Regions from separate parts of the Homo sapiens genome. Here region 1 is linked to region 2. Evidence: chromatin loops called from intact Hi-C (ENCODE). Cell type or tissue: dorsolateral prefrontal cortex. All regions are shown on one strand. Each heading gives the region's core, and the rest is flanking DNA. Links, peaks and the distances in the headings are about the cores only. Region 1 overlaps DYM (dymeclin). Region 2 overlaps DYM (dymeclin).

What was found. Hi-C counts contacts between places; a loop is a spot of excess contacts. Peaks named below come from ENCODE experiments on the same cell type or tissue, not always from the same donor. Only the 100,000 strongest peaks of a DNase experiment are listed, where the experiment ranks them.
Region 1: it touches region 2 in a loop (10-fold over the local background); 40 of 110 quality-filtered maps call a loop at or near these places.

The regions. Positions count from the first base shown.
Region 1 is chr18:49,245,971-49,258,227 of GRCh38, forward strand. It overlaps DYM (dymeclin), which reads right to left. Exons shown (of 18, transcript NM_001353214.3): 13 at 11,040-11,134. Among named protein-coding and RNA genes, the nearest start is that of MIR4744, 200 kb to the left of the region's middle. RefSeq lists an enhancer at 4,979-5,158. In dorsolateral prefrontal cortex, for the core only: a CTCF peak has its summit at 5,076 (motif pointing right); no DNase peak of the experiment used is centred there.
Region 2 is chr18:49,409,765-49,422,021 of GRCh38, forward strand. The region is part of intron 2 of DYM (dymeclin); the gene reads right to left. Among named protein-coding and RNA genes, the nearest start is that of DYM, 45 kb to the right of the region's middle. In dorsolateral prefrontal cortex, for the core only: a CTCF peak has its summit at 5,798 (motif pointing left); no DNase peak of the experiment used is centred there; H3K27ac peaks cover 728 bases.

The DNA of each region.
Region 1 (12,257 bases), core at 1,447-9,446, 160 kb before region 2:
CGATAGGTGACTGCTATTCAGCAGATGCCATTCTAAGCACTTTAAATGTATTAACTCATTTAGTCTTCACAGTGGCCCTAGGACAGTAGTCCCAGTTTGTAAAGGAGGAAACTGAAGGACATTGAACAAATGAACAAATTGTAAATGCTCGGAAAACTCACAATACTTGTGATAGGGAGTTATCTACCTACCTTTTTAAAGCTAGCTTTTCCAAACTATCCTTGTCTCTCCTAAGGAAGCATTCTCTCTTCCCTTGTTTGTCCTATCTCTGCAACATCTGATTCAGTATGTATTTACATTGGACACGTGAGCCACTTTAAATCTTTTTACCTTTGTTTATTCCCATTTCTCCTGTTAACACAACACTGTTTCTTTGTCTTGGAAAAGGTACTTTTTAAAAGTCCATGAAACACATGCAATTCATCAAGAAGGAAAATGCTTTATTAAGTCACTCTATTTTTCTTATCTGGCCTTAGCATTTTATAACATATCAAATATCACAATTTTGTAAAAGACAGAGAGAAAGCGTGCCTCTTTTCTCTCTGTTCTGGGAAAAATACTAGGCTATGAACCTAGATGACTTGGTTTTTTGTCTGCTTCTGCAACAGTGTTCACTTGGACTGGTCACATAACTCGAGATTTTAATATTCCCATATGTAAAATGTGGAAATTTGCCTTAGATGATCTTTAAAGGTCCTTCTAAGTCTATAATTTTATGACTTGTAAATAAGGCTTTAGAGGTGGAGTTAATGACACTGACATCTGAGTTGGAGGTTCATTATGACACATGTACAAAGCAAAGAGGAATGAGGCCATTCCATCCTTTGCTTCTTCTAAGATATTTAAATACAATGCATTAGCAACTGAGAGATAAAACCTAGAGCAGTATCAACTGGCTACCTTACTGAAACAGTGACAGGTTTTTCCAATGGCAACAGAAATTCATAACTAGGTAAGGAGTGTTGGGAGACAATTCCCCACTCTCTCATGTTTTGCACATCTTAAAAGCAGAGGCATTAGCAGCCTTGTGCTCCGGGCTATCTCTGCGTGGATGCTTGTAGAGTGAACAGACTTGGAAGACAGAGATGGTGTCTCTCTCTAGAGCAGAGAGTAGTTTACTATCAAATACATTAAAGATGTCTCCCTTCAAAGCAAAGGTTGGGCAGGTGTGCTTGAAGGCTATCATAAAAGACTGGGGATTCCCAAGCTCTGGGTTCCGCTCCTGTATTGCAACCCACTGCACTTACAGGTGTCACCTGGCCCTTGTCATGTTGCCCTGTGGGTATGGGAACCACACAAGAAATGAATATTCTGGCTCCTACTACTGCTGCGAGTAATAATTTATGATAAAAAATATAAAAAAAGGACAATAACAAACTGTCCTTTGTCCTTGACCCAGGAGTCTTGGGTGTCCTACCAGAATCTACAAAACTGTAGCAGGTAAACTTGTTAGCTTGAAAGTAGGTAAAAATCTTACAACCTTCATAAAAATAAACAGGAATGGAGGCTTAATAATTCATGGCTAAGAGGACAAAGTTGAACCACACCAAGTTACCTCTGTAACATGATGGTGACATTCAATAAAGCTCTATGGAAGTTATTTTAAAGTTTAATTTGCTGTGTGGCAATTTTGTCCACAAAGGTCTTTACTTATAAGAAATAAACAATCTGATAAACATATGACATGTTTCTTTAAAGCTGACATTTTGAATGTGCCAGCAGTCTAAACTGAAATTAAACCAATTATGAAGTTTTCTTGTGTCCCATCAAGTCTGCCAAGACACCCTGTTGTACAATACTAGCAATTTTTTGAATAGGTAACCATTTTCTACTGGAAACTTATAAATTTTCAGAGAGGAGCTGTCTAAATGTTCTCAATGTAACTCCTTAAGAAAGGACTAAACTAAAAAAGCAAACCAAGCCAGATTTCCCTGAAAAACTTAGCTGCCTTCAAAGTACCACTGGCTGTAGGAAATACAGGAAGCCAGATTTTCAAGACAAACATTCCTCCTTCCTTTCCTGGTTACTGCTATGCCAAGATCAAACAAGGATCAGCAAAGACCAAAGGAATGAAGAAACTGGAACCTTTTTATTGCCTGGGCATTGGGCAAGAGCAAGCTAATTCTATCTTTTAAAAAATGAAATCATATACATTTAAGAGAAGTATTTATACTGCAAGCCATTGCTCAGATCTCCTACCAATCTACAATAAAACAATTATTAAAAACTTCTATCTATGTTCAGTGAGATCTTCATTTTCTTTGTTAGAAAAATATTTGGGGAATATAGGCAATTCAAAAATCCATTGGGCAGGGAATCAGAATCTTGCAATATTAGCAGAGACCAATACATTCTTTTGTAGAGATGTTATCCAGATTTATTTTTAGATTCAAAATATCTCAAAAATGTTATAATACTATAATAGAGAAAATAGAGATGCAAGACTTTACAAGCCATCATTAACTCTTACACCACTCAAATGAAGTAGGTATGATATCTCATTCAAGAGATGAAAAATAAGTTAAATAACTCAGCAAGGTTTTGGAAACAGAACTGAACCATTCATTACAATTCTTACCATCAGATAATTCCTTCCCTAAAGAAATAATTTCCTGACTACAGTGCTAACAATAATATGAGGTTGAAATAAAATCGAAGTTTAAAAAAAAAAACCAACTATAACACTTAATTTCTAGATACAACAAATGGCATTCGTCTGCAATAAAAACATATCTTAAAGAGGACTTCAGCAGTGGTAGGCATTCATAAGTATTAAATTAAAAATAAAGTTTAATATCAAGGATTAGATATAAAAAATATTATTGTCTCAGGCTAAAAGACACACAGTTCTTATCACTCTTTTCCAGGATAATTTCCACATACCATGTATTGTAATACCTGAACACATCCATACCTGTCTCAAACATGTCAGTTCTAAAAAAGTGGAAAAGACCTTCCTGTCTTTGCTACTATAACTTTAGGTACTTAGATAGATTGGGAGGCAGGTGGAATCAGGGCTAGGGGAAAGCAAACTGAATGACCACCAAGGGCACGGCTACCTTAGATTGTAGAGAACTGTCTGTTCCAGATCAATCCCAGGAGTTTGGATCCATGGTCCCATGGTGAGCGAGTCACTCTCAGAAAGAGTATTCTGCCATTCTTGGAGTGAGCCAGGCTTTTGATCTGGACAAACCTGGGATAGCCACTTACCAGCTGTGAAGAGTCAATACCCTCGACTGTCTAAACCTCCAGACTTCAACTAGCCTTAAATGTAACACAAGAGAGATAAGTGGTGAGACACTGAGGATGGCAGGTATAAATTTATCATTAAATGGACTTTTTAAAAAATAAGGCAATATTTCTAAAATTATCATAATCATATATTATGTTATTACATATTTGAATTGTGCATGTGTGTGTGTGTAATATAAATTCATCCCAACAAATAGGTCAATTTGCTTATTAATATTCCCTTTCATGTTTGAGAAAAAAACCCATGAAAACTTAATTCAGTGGGAACAGAAGTGAGGAAGCCTGTTGGGGTAAGTTACTATTAAAGAATTATTTAAATGAAGGCTGGGGGCAAATTGTCTTTCTTTCTTTAATTCCATGAGCCTGAATGGTCTAAAAGATCTTATTTGCCCAAAATAGAGGAGCTGACCACGTAGTTCAACAACCAACTTCTGTTTTGTAGTCTTCAAAAAAATGCTGGGTGATTAAAATATGTGTCATCATGAGTGCAGGGCAGGAAAAGGCAACTCATATAAAATGCCAGCTTGAGACTACTACACGGAAGTTGCACAACCATACACTTAAAATCTGAAGTGTATATACTCACTCCTGATGGCTGTGAGAAAAAGTGAAAGCATAAGTCATGGATTTGAGAATTTTAAAGTTCTTAAATTGCATGATTAAATTTTATCAGAAATAACTGTATTGCTCTCATAAAATTGTTTTAATTAAAACCTAATCTATACTTTGTATTACTTTATTCTCAAGAGGTGTGAAAACCCAGAAAGCTTTCAATAGAGTCTGGCACTGTCTAAAGCATCTTATGGACACCAGATCATCAACTTCACTAGTTTCAAGCGGCAGCAGACATCTGCAAAATATAGCCAGATGCTAATCAACTTGCATGAAGTCTCAGAATAGTGGGTGCCAGAACTAAGTTTAAATTCCAGATGCCAGCCCATCTTCTAAGAATCAGTCACTAACTATTTATTAAAAGTCTATTGTGTGCCTAGAGAGAGCAACTCTCTGTAAAGTAATGCAAAGAAATATAAAATAAGTCTTTTATCTCCAGTAATTATTACTCTGCTTAAGCAACAGGACTTGCAACTCCAGGCCAGGCCAGTATGTTGTAAGTACCTACACTGGACAGGTAAGACTTGGAAGTTCTATCTTTCCCACACCTACTTCTGAAAGAAGCCAGGTAACCATATCCAGATCTTCTAACATGTAGCTTTCTCCTTTCCTGGGTCTTTCCTTCCTGTTCTAGCCCCAGTAACTAGCCCCTAGGCCAGAAACTGACAGTGATCCATGGGCTGCTACGAAGAGATGAAGAGGGCCAAATGGGTTCTTTCTCTTTGTAATCTGAAGAATGGGGAATATGAAACAACTATGTTAGCAGCAGCTTGGTCCAAACAAAAGGCCTAGGAGCTGAACTGGGGAGACCTCAGCAAGTTGAAGAAGCCACTGCAGGTTCAAGATAAAAGACATGGAATAAAGGGGTGGGAAGCTGGTTGAAAAAGAAAAACCTACAGAAAAAAAGAGGTGACACAAAGAACTGCCTCAACTTTTTTCTAGTTCCAGACCACATTTATCTAGATTCAGCGATATAGCTGTGAAAGAGCAAGGAACTGTAATGATTCAGTAAAGCAGAAGCAGTGGGTATATGGCAAATGGCAATTGAAGACGAAGGGCAAAGGGCAGGGCCCAGACTATGTCACTTTAAGAAAGGGATCCTCAGCCTTGACACTACTGCCATTCTGCGTTGGGTAATGCTTTCTTGTGGGGTCTGTAGTGTGCATTGTAGAATGTTTAGCAACATCTCTGGCCTCTACCCACTAGATGTCAGTAGCAACCTCTTTCCCACTTCTGGCAATAACAATAAAATCTCCACGTATTGTCAAATGTCCCCTGGGGGGCAAAATCACAGTGAAGAGCACAGGTCAGATTTTTAACCTGATAGCAATAGGAAGCCATTTAATATTTTTAAGCAAAAGAAGCAATGAGATTTGCTTTTCCAGTGAATACAGCAGTGTGCAGGGGTGAGTAGGGAGGCAAAAAGACCCAGTCAGACTACTGGCATAGTGTGGGTGAAGACGACACACATGTGAACCAAGACAGCAGCCATGGAGAAAGAGAAGAGCATATACATGCAAATTACAATGGCAGTTAGGTACAACTTCAGGGTCCAGTAAGATAGAATTTGAGAGAAAGGGAGAAAAGTTACAGAACTGGCTTGGCAATTTAGGTGACTGTGGTGAGGGCCATTACCTAGGACAGGGGATTTAAAAGGAAGAGTAGGTTTGAAAACGAGTTCAGTTTTAAACATAATGAAAGTCTGAAGTAAGCATGAGATACCCAGGTGGTGAACCTAGTGGGGTTGGTGCTCAGCCAGCTAATGCTTACTCAGGGCAAATTATGTGCGAGGCCGTTACAAATGTCAACGCACTTCATCCTCACCATAATCCTTTGAGATAGCAGCTGCTGCCGCTCCCGTCTTACAGATGGGAAACTGCTGCATAGAGAAGGTAAAGAACATCATCACCAAGATTCCATAGGTAGTAAAGTTCTGGAGCTGAGATCTCAAACCCTGGCAGTCTGGCTTCAGAGGCTATGTGCTTATCCTCTACATTGTACTGTCTGCCAGTACAGTGAAGGAGAAAGATCTAGATTATGAATTTAGATTTGGGTGGTGTTATAGTCAGTTCTCACGCTGCTATAAAGAACTGCCCGAGGCTTGCACAGTGGCTCACACCTGTAATCCCAGCACTTTGGGAGGCTAAGGTGGGCAGATCACTTGAGGCCAGGAGTTCAAGACCAGCTTTGCCAACATGTTGAAACCCCATCTCTAGTAAAAATACAAAAATTAGCCAGGCATGGTGGCATGCACCTACCTGTAATCCCAGCTACTTGGGAGGCTGAGGCAGGAGAGTTGCTTGAACCTGGGAGGTGGAGGTTGCAGTAAGCTGAGATTGTGCCACTGCACTCCAGCCTGGCCAACAGAGTGAGACTTGCCTCAAAAAAAAAAAAAAAAAAAAAAAAAAGAACTGCCTGAGACTGGGTAATTTATAAAGTTAAGAGGTTTCATTGACTCACAGTCCAGCACAGCTGGGGAGGCCTCGGGAAACTTACATCATGGTGGAAGGTGAAGGAGAAGCACGGCACCTTCTTCACAAAGTGGCAGGGAGAAGAGTGGCACAGCCAAGGGAGAAGAGCCCCTTGTAAAACCATCAGGTCTTTTGAGACTCACTATCATGAATGAGAACAGCATGAGGGAAACTGCCCCCATGATTTAATTACTTCCACCTGTTCTCTCCCTTCACATGTGGGGATTATGAGGATTACAATTCAAGATGAGATTTTGGGTGGGGACACAAAGCCTAACCATTATCAGGTGATTTTCAGTATACAAATGACAGTAGATAAAGTCATAGACATATATGTGATCTCCCAGAGAAAATGTGTAAAGACAGAAGAAAACAAGACAGAATGAGATACTAGAGAAAACTACCTGTTAATCAAAGGGTGAAGGAGAAGCCAGAGGAAACAGCCAGTGGAGGGACATGAGAGACAATAAGGGACAGTCTTAAGGGCTGGAAGTAAATGGTATCTTTCTAATCTAAAGCAATGCCTTGCATATAATCTACTCTTTATAAATGTCTTGAAATTCAATAACCTCATAATCCCAAATAAAGAACGCAGCAAATATGCACACTTATGGCATATCCAAAAGACTTACAAAGTTAAGCAAAACTCAAATTAGATCTGTGATTCTCCTAGAACACCAAGAGTCTGTAGAAGGCACATGGTCATTAAGTATGAGCAACAGCCTAGGTACTGTAAGGAATCATTCCTTACATTTATGTCCAGCTAAGGAGGCTTTTCAAAGATTTATCCACATCCTTTCATAGCAATGTAACATGTTATCTGTTTTGCATTTTGTTGAAGATCATGTGAAATACTGACTCTTCTAAGTTTTGCAACTGACAAATATAAAATTGTGTAGTCTCTTTCTAAAAGAGGATTTAGGAATCATGTATATGAAAACTGCTTACTTCTCACTTGAAGTGGTTACTAGAGCATCTGGTGAATTCTGAGTTGTACTGCTGTAATAACCCTTCTGGGTATCTAAACAGTTTTTGTCATGCATCCCTTATCATACTTTACATTTCTATACCCTAAACACAAATATTTAGTAGGAAATGAGTTTCCTCAAAGTACAAAAAAGCTGGCCCCCATTTCCAGCTCAAGACAAATATTTTCTCAGGAAATACATAATGATTTCCAGGCCAAAACTCAAAAGTGTTTTCTAAACTTTAATGTGGATACAAATCATCTGGGGATCTTGTTAGAAAGAAGACTCTGATCCAGTAGGTCAAAAGCCACACCTACACTCCGCACTTCCAACAAGCTCCCTCCTGCATGACACGATGCTCTGGTCCGCACCGGCTACTCAAATGTGGTCCTTGAACAAGAAAAGTGCTGGCAGCATGTGGGAGCTGGGTAGAACTACACTTCCCTCAGTGCGACAAACAGACCATGATACTATCATCTGCTCAAACAGGTGACTCAAGAAATTTACCTTAAATTCTTTTCTTCAAAATCCACTTAAAAACTCATTCAATCACACTTTCTTTTTTGTTGTTATTAAGAAAAGACCTTCTTTTCTCTCCATTCCTTTCGATTATTCTAAACTGTGAGTCCAACCCTTAAGCCCCTCCACAGTAATAGCCCCAGCTGTTTCTTTCAGGCCTCTCACCTGTGATCCCCATAGAGGTCCACAGCATGCCAGTTCCATGAAACTGGTTATTTTCTACATATAAATCATGCTCTCTCACCATAGTCCCTCTCTTGTTTTGCTTTGGTTTGTTGTAGTTGATGATTGCTGTATCAGGCCAGTTTCTCTTATCTATCATGTCATCTTTCTGTAGCCACCCTGCTTAATCTTTCAATGAGAAGCCTTCTTGCCATTCTTGGAACCAGCCATTCACCCCCTCCATAGCAATTTTTCTTTCATTGTAATATTAAGATATAATAATATATATTTCATATAACATTCTGCTGTATAAAAGATCCTTGTATCATATATATATATATATATATATATATATATATATATATATATATACACACATAGATGGGTCCTGGTCTTATTCCTGCTACTGAAATGCAAGCTGCTTGAGGTCAGGAAACTTTATTATTTATTTTGATACTTCTTGCATTGCTTAACATAGTTCGTTATTCATATTATGCTAACTAACAATCTATTAAAATGAAGTAAAGCACTACTCATTATTGATGATAAACAATCTAAATGCTCTCAAATCACAAATCTAAACTATGTTTCTTATTTCTTCAAATATGATTGGTTTATTTTCTACTTTTGCCATCACAGATTAAAACTTGGACACAGTGTTTTTATATGCATTTTTCCCAACTAAAAAATTGTTTGCATCTCAAAAACATTTAATCGTGCTAAATGTATTTTATCAGAACTTAAATTATCAACCAGCTAATTTGGCATTTTCATATCAAACAAGCTAAATGTTCATTTATCATTTGAGAAAAGTTAATTGTGTAATGAAATCTTCATGAAACCATTATAAAACTGCACATAAACAGAAAAACAGCCTACAAAGCAGCACAGAAATCATTAACTCTGTTATGGTGAAATAAAGCATGGTGACAAAGGTTAACTCCTGGAAACTAAAGGCTCTTCAGAATACCTGAAAAACTCCAAGGTAGGAGGAGACTGCTATGTTTATTTTAAATCGTGAAGTTCACATTATTCCAATGTCAGTCAACTAGATGATCTCTCAAGTACAAACCCAAAAAACAATCTAATAGAATGTATTAAGACCAGACATAAATTAAATAGTGAGTCAATGCAAAATATCCTGTACTAAATTCTGAAGATAAACAGACAACTTAATTTTGAGTAAGTTAAAAATGAGCCCAGGTCAATCAATGGCTAACCAATGAAGAGAATGTGAGATCAGCATTTAAAAGTGATACGGAGTTGTTATCACCACCAATGACTGCTAAACAAAACTGAATGGTCAAAACCACATGCCCAGACTGAGGCAGGAGGATCCCTTGAGCCCAGGAGTTTGAGCTTTCAGTGAGCTGTGGTTGCTCCACTGCACTCCAGCCTGGTTGACAGAGTGAAACCCTGTCTTTAAAAAAACAAGAAAAGCCTGGGCGCAGTGGCTCATGCCTGTAATCCCAGCACTTTGGGAGGCAAGGTGGGCGGATCATGAGGTTAGGAGTTTGAGACCAACCTGACCAACATGGTGAAACCCTGTCTCTACTAAAAATACAAAAATTAGCCAGGCGTGGTGGCGTGTGCCTGTAATTCCAGTTACCCAGGAGGCTGAGGCAGGAGAATCACTTGAACCCAGGAGGTGGAGGTTGCAGCGAGCCAAGATCACACCACTGCACTCCAGCCTGGGTGACAGAGTGAGACTCTGTCTCAAAAAAAAAAAAAAAAGAAGAAGAGAAACCCTGCATTGCCCCAAAAGTAAGAATTAAAGGAAACAATATGACTTCACTGGGGTTCTATTTGAGACCTACTTGGACAACACTGAACATCCTACAGGAAGTCAAAAAAGTACCCCCATATGCTAAAAAGCCCTGCAATGATATTCACTTATGACTGGTTAGTTAGCTTTCCTATCCTTCAAAGTCATGTCTTTACAGGGTGAAACCCCATCTCTACTAAAAATACAAAAAAAAATTAGCCGGGTGTGGTGGCGGGCACCTGTAGTCCCAGCTACTCGGGAGGCTGAGGCAGGAGAATGACGTGAACCCAGGAGGTGGAGCTTGCAGTGAGCTGAGATCGCACCACGGCACTCCATCCTGGGTGACAGAGCGAGACTCCATCTCAAAAAAAAAAAAAAAAAAAAAGTCATGTCTTTGGCAATGGGTGGGGAAGAGACAAGGGTTTCTGGCAGACAGAATAATGGCTCCCTCAAAAATGTCCATGTCCTAATCCCCTGGACTTATGAATGTTACCTTACATGGCAAAAGCGACCTTGTGATTATGATTCTGACTTTGAGATGGAAGATAATCCTGGATCAGGAAGGGTCCAGGAAATCACAAGAGTCCTCAACATGGAAGAGGGAACCACAAGAGGAGGTCAGAGTGATGAGGTATGAGAAGGACTCAACAATCTACTGTTGCTGGCTTTGATAACAGAGGAAGGGGCCATGAGCCAAGGAATGCAGGCAGCCTCCAACACCTAGAAGAGGCATGGAAACAGATTCTCCTTTACAGCCTCCAGACAGAAATGCAGCTCTGTTTCAATTTTAGCCTAGTGAGACCCACAGTGGACTTCTAAACTAGAGAATTTTAAAATGACCAGTTTGCGCTTTCAGCCACTAATTTTTGGTAATTTGTTATGGCAACAATAGGAAACTAATACACGGGTGAACTGCTATAAAAATTCTCTAAAACGCACACAGATAAATCCTTAAAAGTGTAGTGTGATGCTCTATAAAATGCGCATCAAATACATTCATATTTAATTTGCATTACTAAGAAATATACCTGCTCCTCTAAAAAACTAACATTACACTTAAAATTACATTTTATAAAAAGATTGAATGTAAATACAATTAACTTTGATCAAAAAGTTAGGTTAGAAAACAAAATGGAACGAGCTATTTTCAACCAAACAAGAAGGTGATAAAAATTAAGTAGGAAAATTTGATAGTCCTCACAGGTAACATTTAAAAAGGAACCACCATAGTATCCATCTTAATAGCTCAGCCAGAGGCAAATCAGTATTTCTTTTAAAGTTCATATTTACCTGATGATCCTCTGGGCAGCATACTGATGGAGAGAACGAAACTGTGCCGACATATTTGCTAAAGCTGCCAAACAATTTGTGTGAAGGTACTTGTCCTGTGAGGAAACAGCGGGTGTAAAACATACAATCAAGTCTTCTCTATATTTTAACCAAGGTTAACTATTAATAGAAGCAAATGTAAACTCAGTTGTCACTGATTTTAGAAAGTTCAGATCCACTATCTCTTTTTTCTAATTCCTAAATCCATAAAGCACTGAAAATTCAAAGTTTTTTCCACAACACAAAAAATGATGATGTTCCTGACAGTCTTCATTATTCCCTCCATGGTGAATATTGAAATATTTTGCTACAGAAATATAACGTTTAATTACAGCATGCTACTTAAGGCCCTAATGGTTACACATAGTAGAGTATATAAACTATAATTATCTTTCTAAAATCCAAAAACTTCTGCTTTCTAAAACATAGCTGGCTCCTAGGGTTTCAGATAAAAAACATGAATGTGTATCTGCAATAGCCCCACGGAGGAAAATAACTGAAAATGGGCTGGGAGTAGGGGCTCACGCCTGTAATCCCAACACTTTGGGAGGCCAAAGTGGGAGGATCACTTCAGGACAAGAGTTCAAAACCAATTCAAGACCAGCCTGGGCAACATAGCGAGACTTTGGCTATTTAAAAAAAAAAAAAAATTAGTCAGGTGTAGTGGCACATGCCTGTGGTCCTAGCTGCTCAGGAGACTGAGGCAAGAGGATCACTTAAGCCCAGGGGTTGGAGGTTACAGTGAGCTATGATTGTGCCACTGCACTCCTGTGCAGCCTAGGCTGAAGGGCAGTGGCACAATCGTAGCTCAAAAAAAAAAAAATGCCATTTCTCTTAGCTATGAATTCTGTACACTGCTTCTCTTTAATAATACATTTCTATTAACCAGAACTGAAATTTGCTCCCAGGTACTGTGAAGAGAATCCAGCAGAAATTTTTCTTTTACTCTTTAAAATATTCTCTCTTCTACCTTTCTTTTTCATTTTAATTCATATTTTCTTGTGCTCATATCCTCTTGTACTTTGTTATTTGCTGCTATTAAAAAAGGCAAATCAGTGTTACTGGCCAAATAAAGACATACAATAGCTTTTATCTAAATGTTTTGCATTGCTTGTTTTCTATTTCATGTAAAATATCTCCAATCATACAAGCCATTAAATATTAAGACCTTATGTTACA
Region 2 (12,257 bases), core at 1,367-9,366:
TGTCACATATGAAAATATGCAAGAGGTATTTACAATATGTTGGTCAATTGGTGTAGCAGGTCAGGCAGGCTACAGTTTGCAAGTGAAATACTCACAACTGGGGTCAACAGAAGCAGCACACTTAAGCTAACTCAGCTGATGTTCTGTGACTTAGGTCGTGGAGCCTATACGTAGTACCTAAAGAAACGATTTGTGCCTCTTTAGTGGTTTCTATCATCCAACACTTTTTTCCTTTGTCATCTCAATCTGCTTTTCTACTAACTCATCTGTCTCTTTCTTCTTCATCTGAACACTTTGGATTTTGTGTGTGTGTGTTTTAGAGACAGGGTCTCGATGCATTCCCAAGGCTGGATTACAGTGTCATGATCCCAGCTCACTGCCGCTTAGAACTCCTGGGCTCAAGCAATCCTCCCACCTCAGCCTCCCGAGTAGCCAAGACTACAGGTGTGTGCCACCATGCCCAGCAAATTTTTTTTTGTAGCAATGGAGTCTCATTATGTTGCCCAGGCTAGTCTAGAACTCCTGGCCTCAAACAATCCTCCTGCCTTGACCCCCAAAGTACTGGGATTACAGGCATAAGCCACAGTACCCAGTCACTGGATTTTTAAGTATTATAAGAGGTACCAATGGACACTGCCAGGCCATGGTGTTGGTCCTCAGGGATTAAGGTTAAAAAAAAATAAGAAGTTGAATAATATATACTCTTAGAAGAAAAGCTTACCAATTGGTTGTATAATAACACCACAACCTCAAAAAAAAAAAAAGTCTTATTATATACATTTAGCAGACTTCACTGATCTGAAATTTACTAATTCAGGATTGGGGGCTGTTTGTCTAAAATTGAGTTGAAGCCTGGACAACATAGTGAGACCTTTTCTCTACCAAAAAAAAAAAAAAAATTAGCTGGGCATGGTAGAGTGCCTGTAGTCCCAGCTGCTCCTTGAGCCCTGGAGGTGGAGGCTGCAATGAGCTGCCCTCCAGCCTGGCCAATACAGCAAAACCCTGTCTCAAAAAAATTAAAATTAAAATTAAAATTAAACAAATTGAGTTGAAACTGACTTTTGTGTTATACTTTAAAGAAATCATTTTGACAAGGGAGAGGGGATTTAGAAAAAGTATTATTTAACCTTCTACAAAAGAAATGTGTTTAAAGATGTTAGCATATTATTGTCCATATGCAAATAAATTTGCTGAAATAACTTGCATTTTGTACAGGCCTATATACACTATTCAAAGTTCTTTCACCTTTATTATTTCATTTGATTTCTTTTAAAAACCCTGAGAAGTTGACCGAGGAAATGGGAGTATCCTCACTTTACAAGTGACAGAAATAGAGAAGCAGAGTAACTTGTCCAATGTCACGGTATAAGAATAAACATATTTAACTTCCAGATTAATACTCTTTCAATATGAATAATATTAAATGAGATACTCTTAAGGCAAACCCACATAATATCAACCTAGAAACACTCCAGCAACTAGTTGGAATTTCTATATATTCCTAAAAGAAGTTGTGTCACACATAAATTATTATAAAAAGTATATCTACATTATAATTCCAATCATGCAAAAATTATGTGAATTATAAAGAATTGGAAGAAAACAAAATTTTAAATCTAATAAGGAAAATGGTAAGATGATAGACGACTTTCTTGTAACTGCTATGAAATCATAAACTATAGTGTGGTCGGGAAGCTAAAATTTTAAATTAAGTATTCCCTACTTCACAGTTTTCTGTAATTTAGACTGGTTTTATTTTACTTTTAGGCACACCGTTCTCATATATGAATCTCAATAATGAAAAGTGAGAAATTAATAGCTCAAATATTTTTAAGAAAAGCAGATAGGCAAAAAAATTGTTGGGGGAGAAGTTATAACAGACCTCTGAACACAGGTTTGCTGAACAATCAAACTGTAAGTTTCATAACATAAACACTGAAAATCCTTAGTCCCTTCAGCTGAAAGTTCCGCCATAAAATTCTTTCAAAACTGACATTTTATATTAATGATGTCAATTTCAGCCAACAACATACAAATTCTGATAAATATATAATGTTAGTCAAAGATATAACCTGAAAAAATCAACAAGTAACGATTCAGGAAAGGACAGAAGCACTTCTGAAGACATTTTCCCCCTTACCTTAGCAAAGAGAATTACAGAAATCATTCACAAAACTAACAAGAATCAGCCAATTCAGTGGTTAAACTGTGGGAAGGTTAATGTTTTAAGAGGACCTATTAATAGGAAAAAGTCAAAGGACAAAAACTGCATATAAATTATAGCAATTTTTAACGCACCCATGCAGAACCAAAAAGGTGTTTACATTCATGTGATTCACAGACAATCGTATATGCTGTCATTCAACTGCCAAAATGAAAGGAAATATAACTATTAAAATGTCAAAATGTCAGCAACTACTATGCTAGATAATACGGTGTTTATTTTCCCAAGAAAGAGAAAAACATTGACTTAAAAAAAAAAAAAAAAAAATTCCAACCAACACAGTGAGAAAGAAGAGGAATCAAGGGTGCACCTGCAGTAAAACTTACATGTCCCTTTACTTTAATGCTTTAAAGGATATATTTCCCCCATTTAAGCTTTTAGTTTAAGGGACTGATTAATCCTGGGAAAACTTAAGCATCTTCTAAAATGATTTTTGCATAGAAAGGTATAAATGAAAGAATGGGAAATAAAGGTTTTGACTCAAGATGTAAAAACTGAACTTCTTGTGGTCCCTCAATTTGAAAAATATAATAAGATGCCAAGAAAAGTCTCAAATTATTTATTCCCTGAGTAAAACAGCCTAGTACATTATTTTGGTCACCAACCAAGCAAACCTACAAAGAAAAAGTTAAAACAGAATTTAGAAGATGGTTTAGCAGCGATCCCAGGCCCACCTCTACAACAGAGCAGATTTTTCAACTTGAAAAGTTCTAATAAAATTGAACATAAAGTGTGCCAAAGAGCCTAAAAATATAGAAACAGAGACAGGCATCAAAGATTCAAAGAAGAAAGTAATTTTACAATCACTTGCTTCTGTCAGTTAAAAACGTGACCTAATTAAACAAAAGTCTCTCTTCCTGTGTGTCAACTGAGGAAACAGACTAAGAAACTTTGACAAAGGATCATTCAGGCAGCTCTGCTTAAAAAGAGAGAAGATACACTCTACTCAAGGCAAGGTGAAAATACTAAACAGATTACCCATCAGCTTGTGTGATCACTGTAAATGATGGCACTCAAGATTCCTCTGATTATGATCTGCAGCTTTGAAAAATGCTTGAAAATGTGAACATATAATCTGGTGGTTCTACTCTCAAAGATTACCATACGATTTAATGCTGCAGCTCTTTAGTACTTACATGAAACTGGGTCTCAGATTAGCCTGTGCTTCCCAAGGAGACAGTGTGGCATGATGGTCAACGGAATTCCTCTCTGGACTTAGACAAATAAACCTGGTTTAAATTAAATCTGGTCCTTACTTGCTACTCACTGTGTGGCTTTAGACAACCTTCCTAGGCCTCAGTTCTCTCACACGTGGGAATAATAGACTTGAATAACAATAACAGAACTAAAAAAATGGAGGTGTCTACAGCAATGGGTCCAGCATCTGACAAACAGTGAGCTCAATAAATAACTGGTAAAGTAACAATGATGCTTACGTTAGCGAATCCTTTTAGCAGAATTATATTATCATTATATCATTTTATCATTCTATTTTATCATTTATCTCAGTAGAATTAAATTTTTTATCATGTAAGAAAAATCCCTGAAAGAAAAGTCAAAGTGACAAGTGGAAACTAACAATGCTAAAGAGAAATGGAAGCCCTTTAAAAGGATAAGAGTACAGCAAACTGAAGTTTAGAAAACATTATATGATGTGGTATATAACTACAATGGGTAATTAGTCAGACTTAAGGAAGGAAATTACATCATGGATTATGAACTTTGAAGGCATTATACTAGGCCAGGCACAGTGGCTCAAGCCTATAATCCCAGCACTTTGGGAGGCCAAGGCAGGCAGATCACTTGAGGTCAGGAGTTCAAGACTAGCCTGGCCAACATGGTGAAACCCCGTCTCCACTAAAAAATACAAAAATTAGCGGGCATGGTGGTGCACACTTGTAATCCCAACTACTTGGGAGGCTGAGGCGGGAGGACAACTTGAACCCAGGAGGCGGAGGTTACATTGAGCCAAAATCACGCCACTGCACTCCAGCCTGGACAACAGAGAGAGACTCTGTCTCAAAAAAGAAAGAAAGAAAGAAAGAAAGCATTATGCTACATGAAATAAGCCAGTCACAAAAAGACAAATATTGTATGATTCCACTTATATGACAATACCCAGAGTAGTCAAATTCATAGAGACAGAAAGTAAAAATAGAGGTGACCAGAAACTGGAGGGAGAGGATGGGAAGTTATTGTTTAATAGGTATAGCATTTCTATCTGAGGTGATGAAAATATTCTGGAAAGGGATGGTGGGGATGGTTGCACAACCCTGTGAATGTACTTTAAACTGTACAATTAAAAATGGTTGAAAAGGTTACAAGAGTCAAGAGGACCAGACGAAAAAACAATAATTTAAAAAATGGTTGAAAAGGTAAATTTTATGTTTATTTTACCACAATAAAAAAAACATGAATAAAATCTTTCCATATTATAGGATAGTTAGTAAATTATAGCAGACTAGACTCAATTCCCAAATAGTGATAATGAAACAGGCTCATCTCTGGAATACCATACAACTTATAAGATCTTTCACACAGCCAAGTCCTTATGTTATTTGTTTCGTGTTGGCTGTTCTGCTACACGGGCCTTTTGCTGCTCTTCTAACAAGCAGAACTTACTTCCACTTCAGCCTCTTTACACTCGCTGCCCCTCTACCTGGAATACTCTCCACAAAACATGCATGGCTCACTCCCTGGCATCATAATGTCTCTGCTCAAATGCTGCTTTCCCAGAGACTCTCTGGCTAAAGAAATCTCCTAAAGCTATTGCTCTCCATCACCTCACTCCGCTTCGCTTTTCTTCCTTACACTTGACACTTCCAGAAATGACTTAACATATTTATTTGTTCACTTGTTTATCGCTCATCTCCTCTAGTAACATATAAACTGCATGAGAGCAGGGACTTTGTCACTCATGTTTTTAGTCCTTAAAAACAGTCCCTAGCAACTAGAAGACATTCCATAACTATTTTTTTAGGTATATTAATCAAAAAAATACTTCCTTTTTTTTTGATGTGGAGTTTCTTTCTGTCTCCCAGGCTGGAGTACAGTGGCATGACCTCAGCTCACTGAAACCTCTGTTTCCAGGGCTCAAGCGATTCTCCTGCTTCAACCTGAAGTCAGGAGTTTGAGACCAGCCAGGCCAACATGGCAAAACCCTGTCTCTACCAAAAATACAAAAATTAGCCGAGCATGGCACACACCTGTAGTCCCAGCTACTCAGGAGCCTGAGGCAGAAGAATTGCTTGAACCCAGGAGGTGGAGGTTGCAGTAAGCTGAGATCACACCACTGCACTACAGTCTGGGAGACAGAGTGAGACTGGGTCTCTCAAAAAAAAAAAAAAAAAAAAATTAAAAAAATTTTAAAAATGAGAGAGAATTAAAACGATATACACCATAATGTTAACAAGTTACTCTTGGTTGTTATTATTTTTATCTTTTTTTTTTTTTGCCTTCCTGGTGCTTTTCTGTATTTAAAGTATTAAAAATGAACATGCATTACTTTGGTACTTAGAAAAATTAGTTTTAAGTGACTGTGCCAAGAGCTGCCCTTTTTGCCTTATATGAGCACCATCTAGTGCTCAGTACACATAATACAATTTCTGTAACACAGTAAAGTTTTCTGAAAAGTAGCCTTTATAAAAAGTAGGGTGTGGCTGGGCATGGTGGCTCATGCCTGTAATCCCAGCACTTTTGGAGGCTGATGTGGGTGGATTGCTTGAGGCCAGGAGTTCGAGACCAGCCTGACCAACATGGTGAAACCCTGTCTCTACTAAAAATATAAAACTAGCCAGGCATGGTGGCATGTGCCTGTAATCCCAGCTACTTGGGAGGGTGAGGCAGGAGAATCACTTGAACCTGGGAGGCAGAGGCTGCAGTGAGCCAAGGTCGTGCCACTGTACTCCAGCCTGGGCAACAAGAGCGAAACTCTGACTCAAAAAAAAAAAAAAAAGGTAGATTGCTTATACACAAAGATGACTATTACTATAATCACTGTCTGGCTTAATTTTTAAAACAGCAGAACAATTAGTTCAAAAGAGGCACAGGACTTTCAATCATCAAGATAAAGCGGTCATCAGAAAATTGGTTAAATTTCTGCTGCTTATTTTCATTCCTCAAATATTTTAGACTAACTCTCAAGACAGAGTCCTAGGTCTTTGTAAACTAATAGGTAATTACTCCTTGAAAGAAGAGCAAAGTCAGACACTTTACATGCATGATAGTGTTTCATCATCCCTATGAATCTACATGGTAGGGGTTATTATTTCCATTTTACAAAAGCAACAACAGGTTCAGTGAGATTAAGCAGCTTTCCTGAATTCACAAACTAGTCAGTTGTGGAGCTCAGGCAAGGTCAGTTTGGCTCCAAAATCCATGTTCCCCCTGCCATGCTACATGGTCTCCATTCTTCACACTTCACCCAAAGTCACTGCACCTTTTAGCAAAACAATTCCTCTGGAGAAGAGTATTCAGGCTGCTGCTATACTGCTCAGAGCTGCTCTCAAATCTGGAACTCTAAGCTCATTAAGTATTAACACTCAAATCAGGTGTTAATTTAAAACAAAAGAACTTTTTAAAGATATTATTCTCTATACTGCTGTTAGCTGGTTACACACACTTACTGAGATGTAGGACTTTCCATTTCCTACACAGTAATAGAAATTCAGACCTTCAGCACATCACAGGTATATTGCTGCAGATGTCTCAGATTTTGTTTTCCTGCCCTAGTTTTTCTTCCTGCACTTTCCACCTACTCACCCTACTTAAAAAAATAATGTCTCTGAAACAATGTTTTCTCCAAATCCACTCAACAAGAGCCTACAAGGGACCCTACTTCTAATCCTCAGCTTTCTAACAAGTGTGCCAAAAATAGGTAACAGGTGGACATATTTTTATTTCCCAGTTCAGCCTTTCATAGTTAGAGCCCCTACACCCTTCAGAGCCCCAGACCACTCTAGACCCAAGCAGCCTTATCAATTTACCCTGAAGCATCATGAACTATGTTGGGAAGCAATTTCTACATTCCCAACCTATTACACTTGATTCCCATTCCTCTCAACACAAACTGGAAGCATTACTAGAAGTCATCTGGCCACGTTTCCTTTATAGTACAAGAAGTCACTTCTACCCATATGTATAAGGTGGTAGCGGTGGTGTTGGTGGTGGTGTTGTTTGAGACAGGGTCTTGTTCTGTTGCCCAGGCTGGCGAAAGCATTGGCCTGACCATAGTCACTACAACCTTGAACTCCTGGGCTCAAGGAATCCTCCTGACTCAGCCTCCCAAGTAGTTGGGACTACAAGCATAAGCCACCGAGCTCAGCTAATTTTTTTATTTTTTGTAGAGATGGGGGTCTCGCCATGTTGCCCAGGCTGGTCTCAAACTCTTAGTCTCAAAAGATCCTCCTGCCTCAGCCTCTCAAAATGCTGGGAATACAGGGATGAACCACCGTTCCCAGCTTGTATAAGGCTATTCACTGCTACATTATATGTAATAACAAAACACTGGAAGCAATCCAAATGGTAAAACCCAAATGGTAAATCCAATTAATTTTGGTATATATGCCCCCCCATTAAAAAGAGTGAGGAAGTTAATATATAGAAGGCTCTTCAAGATATAACTGATGAAAAAAAGCACAAAGTGAAAAAGTGTGTATAATATACATGCTATTATTTATCAAAAAAAGAGAAGGGATATATGTGCATATTTGTTTGCATATGCATAAAATGCAATTCTTCTATAACACCCTTTATCATATTTCACCATACTTGTTTGCTGATTTACAGATAAGATTATAAGCTCTGGCTGGGCGTGTAATCTCAGCACTTTGGGAGGCCGAGGCAAGCGAATCACCTGAGGTCGAGAGTTCAAGACCAGCCTGACCAACATGGAGAAACCCCATCTCTACCAAAAATACAAAATTAACCGGGCATGGTGGCACATGCCTGTAATCCCAGCTACTGGGGAGGCTGAGGCAGGAGAATCACTTAATCCCGGGAGGCAGAGGTTGTGGTGAGCCGAGATCATGCCATTGCACTCCAGCCTGGGCAACAAGAGTGAAACTCTGTCTGAAAAAAAAAAAAAAAAAAAGATTATAAGCCTTTAAGGACAAGAGACATCATATATCCAGCTAACTATTATAGCCTGAGAAACAAATAAATGAATAACAGTTTGATACTCAGAGATAAGTCATCTGGTCCAGCAGTTCTCAATGATAAGCATGACACACGATTATGTTCACACACACCATAGCCTCAGATGCCTATGAACCAAAAAATAATAAGTACAGGTCTGTTTTTCATTTTTGTTGCTATTATGTAGTTTAGAAACATGTATAAAATCAGTCATATAAGTAGTTTAAAATATTTAGGAAAAAAACAGTGTATATTATTAACCTTTAGTCTTTAATTATTCTTCATTTTGTTTCAGATCTTTGCTGCACAACTAATTTTAACAGGGTGAAAAAATAAAAACTATTAAATAATTTAAGAAAGATTTTAGAACCACACCTGGAAACTCTTACAAAATCTGATTACTCTGATGCTAAAAACAGTTAATAGTAAGGAAGGATTAGATTCGTCCTAAAGGCCTTATTAGTATTTCTAAAAATTGCAGCAAACATCGATTTTTGGCTACAAAAATGGACTTTACTTGAAGACGGCACATATGTATCTAACGAATTCCAAGAGTGAACAATCTCAGAATTATCTAGATTCAGAGTCTCCTCTACTGAGATTCATCTTAGCCCTGAATAATTCATGAACTAGGTAATTTTGGCCCCTGACTCTGTCAACAAGGGGGCACCTGCTACCTCAAAGCCTACTCAGTCCCAAGGTCAAATATCAAATACCATCAGTGAGGAGCAGGGCAGTGCCAAAGAGAAAGTGACAGACCAAAAGTATATGCAACACCACAAATGAAACCTCTATCATGTAAACTCACTTGTGGCGGTGGGGGTGGGAAGAAACCTTTATAAATATACTCTCACAGATTTACAATGCAGTTTATTTACTTTACAGTTTTTTCACTTTCTAAGATCCCTTTATACGTTTCTCTTAAATCACCTGGGTGATTTAAGAAAAGAGAATGGTGGCCAGGCGCAGTGGCTCACGCCTGTAATACCAGCACTTTGGGAGGTCAAGGCAGGTGGATCAGGAGGTCAGGAGTTCAAGACCAGCCTGGCCAAGATGATGAAACTCCACCTCTACTAAACTACAAAAATTAGCCAGGCGTGATGGCAGGCACCTGTAATCCCAGCTACTCGGAAGCCTGAGGCAGGGAATTGCTTGAACCTGGGAGGCGGAGGTCGCAGTGAGCTGAGATTGCACCACTGCACTCCAGCCTGGGCGACAGAGCAAGACTCTGTCTCAAAAATTAAAAAAATAAAATAAAATAAAATAAAATTTGAGTAAAAATAATAATTAACAAAACAAACTATAAAGCCATAATAACTTAAACTGTGAGGCACTGGCACAGGTCGACAAAAATGGCTAACAAATTATTCCCGTCACTATTTTTTAAGAAGTTCATCTTTTTCCCCACTGAAATGCCAGCTCCACATAAATCAAGTACATACACATACATTTATTCTTATTCTTAAGTATTTTAGTTATTCTTGTTCATTATACTTTTTCATACACATTTCAGAATAAACTTATCAAGATCCCCCAATCTTCCAAAACAAGGCTTTCAGAATTTTAATTCAAATTGTCTTCAATCTATAGGTCAATTTGAAAAGAAGTGACATTTTTACAATAGTCTCCTTATTCCTTAAACATGGTACATATCTCTATTTAGTTAAGTCTACTTTAGTATATTTCAATGTAAAAACCATATACTATAATTTGGAATAGCTTTATAAATTACTTTAGAATTTACATAAGTGAAAAGAAAAATTATTTTGGACAATAAATCATGCTCTCCATTTCGCCCTCTTTTCCTCTAAGTCGTATCACTATCACATGAGCAGCAGTACTCAGTGATAATTCTGCAAGGATTAAGGAAATGATTTCAAAAGTTGTTGATGCTATAGCTCATCCCCAGTATGACCTTTCTCACCAATCCACAGCCACCTTTAATTTTCCAAGGATCTCAGAAGCAAGAATAAGTAACCACTTCAATATAAAATACATCTAATCCAAGCCATCAGATTAATTATAAACTAAGTTAAAATTCGTTTTTTTTTTTTTTTTTTTGAGATGGAGTCTTGCTCTTGTCGCCCAGGCTGGAGTGCAATGGCGCGATCTCAGCTCCCCACAAGCTCTGCCGCGCGGGTTCAAGTGACTCTCCTGCTTCAGCCTCCCGAGTAGCTGGGATTACAGGCGCCCGCCACCACGCCTGGCTAATTTTTTGTATTTTTAGTAGAGATAGGGTTTCACCACGTTGACCAGGCTGGTCTTGAACTGCTGAATTCAGGTGATCCACCTGCCTCGGTCTCCCAAGGTGTTTGGATTACAGGCAAGAGCCACCACACCTGGCTTAAACTAAGGTAAACTTCTAAGGCCCAATCCAATTGTATACAATAAAGTTAAAAATTAAAATTTGGGGGGAGGTTCCAAGATGGCTGAATAGAAACAACTCCAGTCTACAGCTCCCAGCATGAGCAACACAGAAGACGGGTGATTTCTGCATTTCCAACTGAGGTACCTGGTTCATCTCACTGGGGCTTGTCAGACAGTGGGTGCAGGACAGTGGGTGCAGCCTGTGGACCGTGAACCGAAGCAGGGCAAGGCATCACCTCACCAGGGAAGTGCAAGGAATTCCCTTTCCTAGCCAAGGGAAGCCGTGACAGACAGCACCTGGAAAATCAGGTCACTCCCACCCTAATACTGCCCTTTTCCAACAATCTTAGCAAACGGCACATCAGGAGATTATATCCCACGCCTGGCTCGGAGGGTCCCACACCCACGGAGCCTTGCTCACTGCTAGCACAGCAGTCTGAGATCAAACTACAAGGTGGCAGCGAGGCTGGGGGAGGGGCACCTGCCATTGCTGAGGCTTGAGTACCTAAACAAAGCAGCCGGGAAGCCCAAACCGCAGCTCAAGGAGAACTGCCTGCCTCTGTAGACTCCACCAATGGGGGCAGGGCACAGCTGAACAAAAGGCAGCAGAAAGTTCTGCAGACTTAAATGTCCATGTCTGACAGCTTTGAAGAGAGTAGTGGTTCTCCCAGCACGGAGTTTGAGATCTGAGAATGGACAGACTGCCTCCTCAAGTGGGTCCCTGACCCCTGAGTAGCCTAACTGGGAGGCACCTCCCAGTAGGGGCCGACTGACACCTCATACGGCCAGGTGCCCCTCTGAGACGAAGCTTCCAGAGGAACAATCAGGCAGCAACATTTGCTGTTCTGCAATATTTACGGTTCTGCAGCCTCCACTGGTGATACCCAGGCAAACAGCGTCTGGAGTGGACCTCCAGCAAACTCCAACAGACCTGCAGCTGAGGGTCCTGACTGTTAGAAGGAAAACTAACAAACAGAAAGGACATCCACACCAAACCCCATCTGTACGTCACTATCATCAAAGACCAAAGATAGATAAAACCACAAAGATGGGAAGAAACCAGAGCAGAAAAGCTGAAAATTCTAAAAATCAGAGTGCCTCTTCTCCTCCAAAGGAACGCAGCTCCTCGCCAGCAACAGAACAAAGCTGGACGGAGAATGACTTTGACGAGTGGAGAGAAGAAGGCTTCAGAAGATCGGTAATAACAAACTTCTCCGAGCTAAAGGAGGATGTTCGAAACCATCGCGAAGAAGCTAAAAACCTTGAAGAAAGATTAGATGAATGGCTAACTAGAATAAACCGCATAGAGAAGCCCTTAAATGACCTTATGGAGCTGAAAACCATGGCACAAGAACTACGGGACACATGCACAAGCTTCAGTAGCCGATTCAATCAACTGAAAGAAAGGGTATCAGTGATTGAAGATCAAATGAATGAAATGAAGCAAGAAGAGAAGTTTAGAGAAGAAAGAATAAAAAGAAATGAACAAAGCCTCCAAGAAATATGGGGCTATGTGAAAAGACCAAATCTA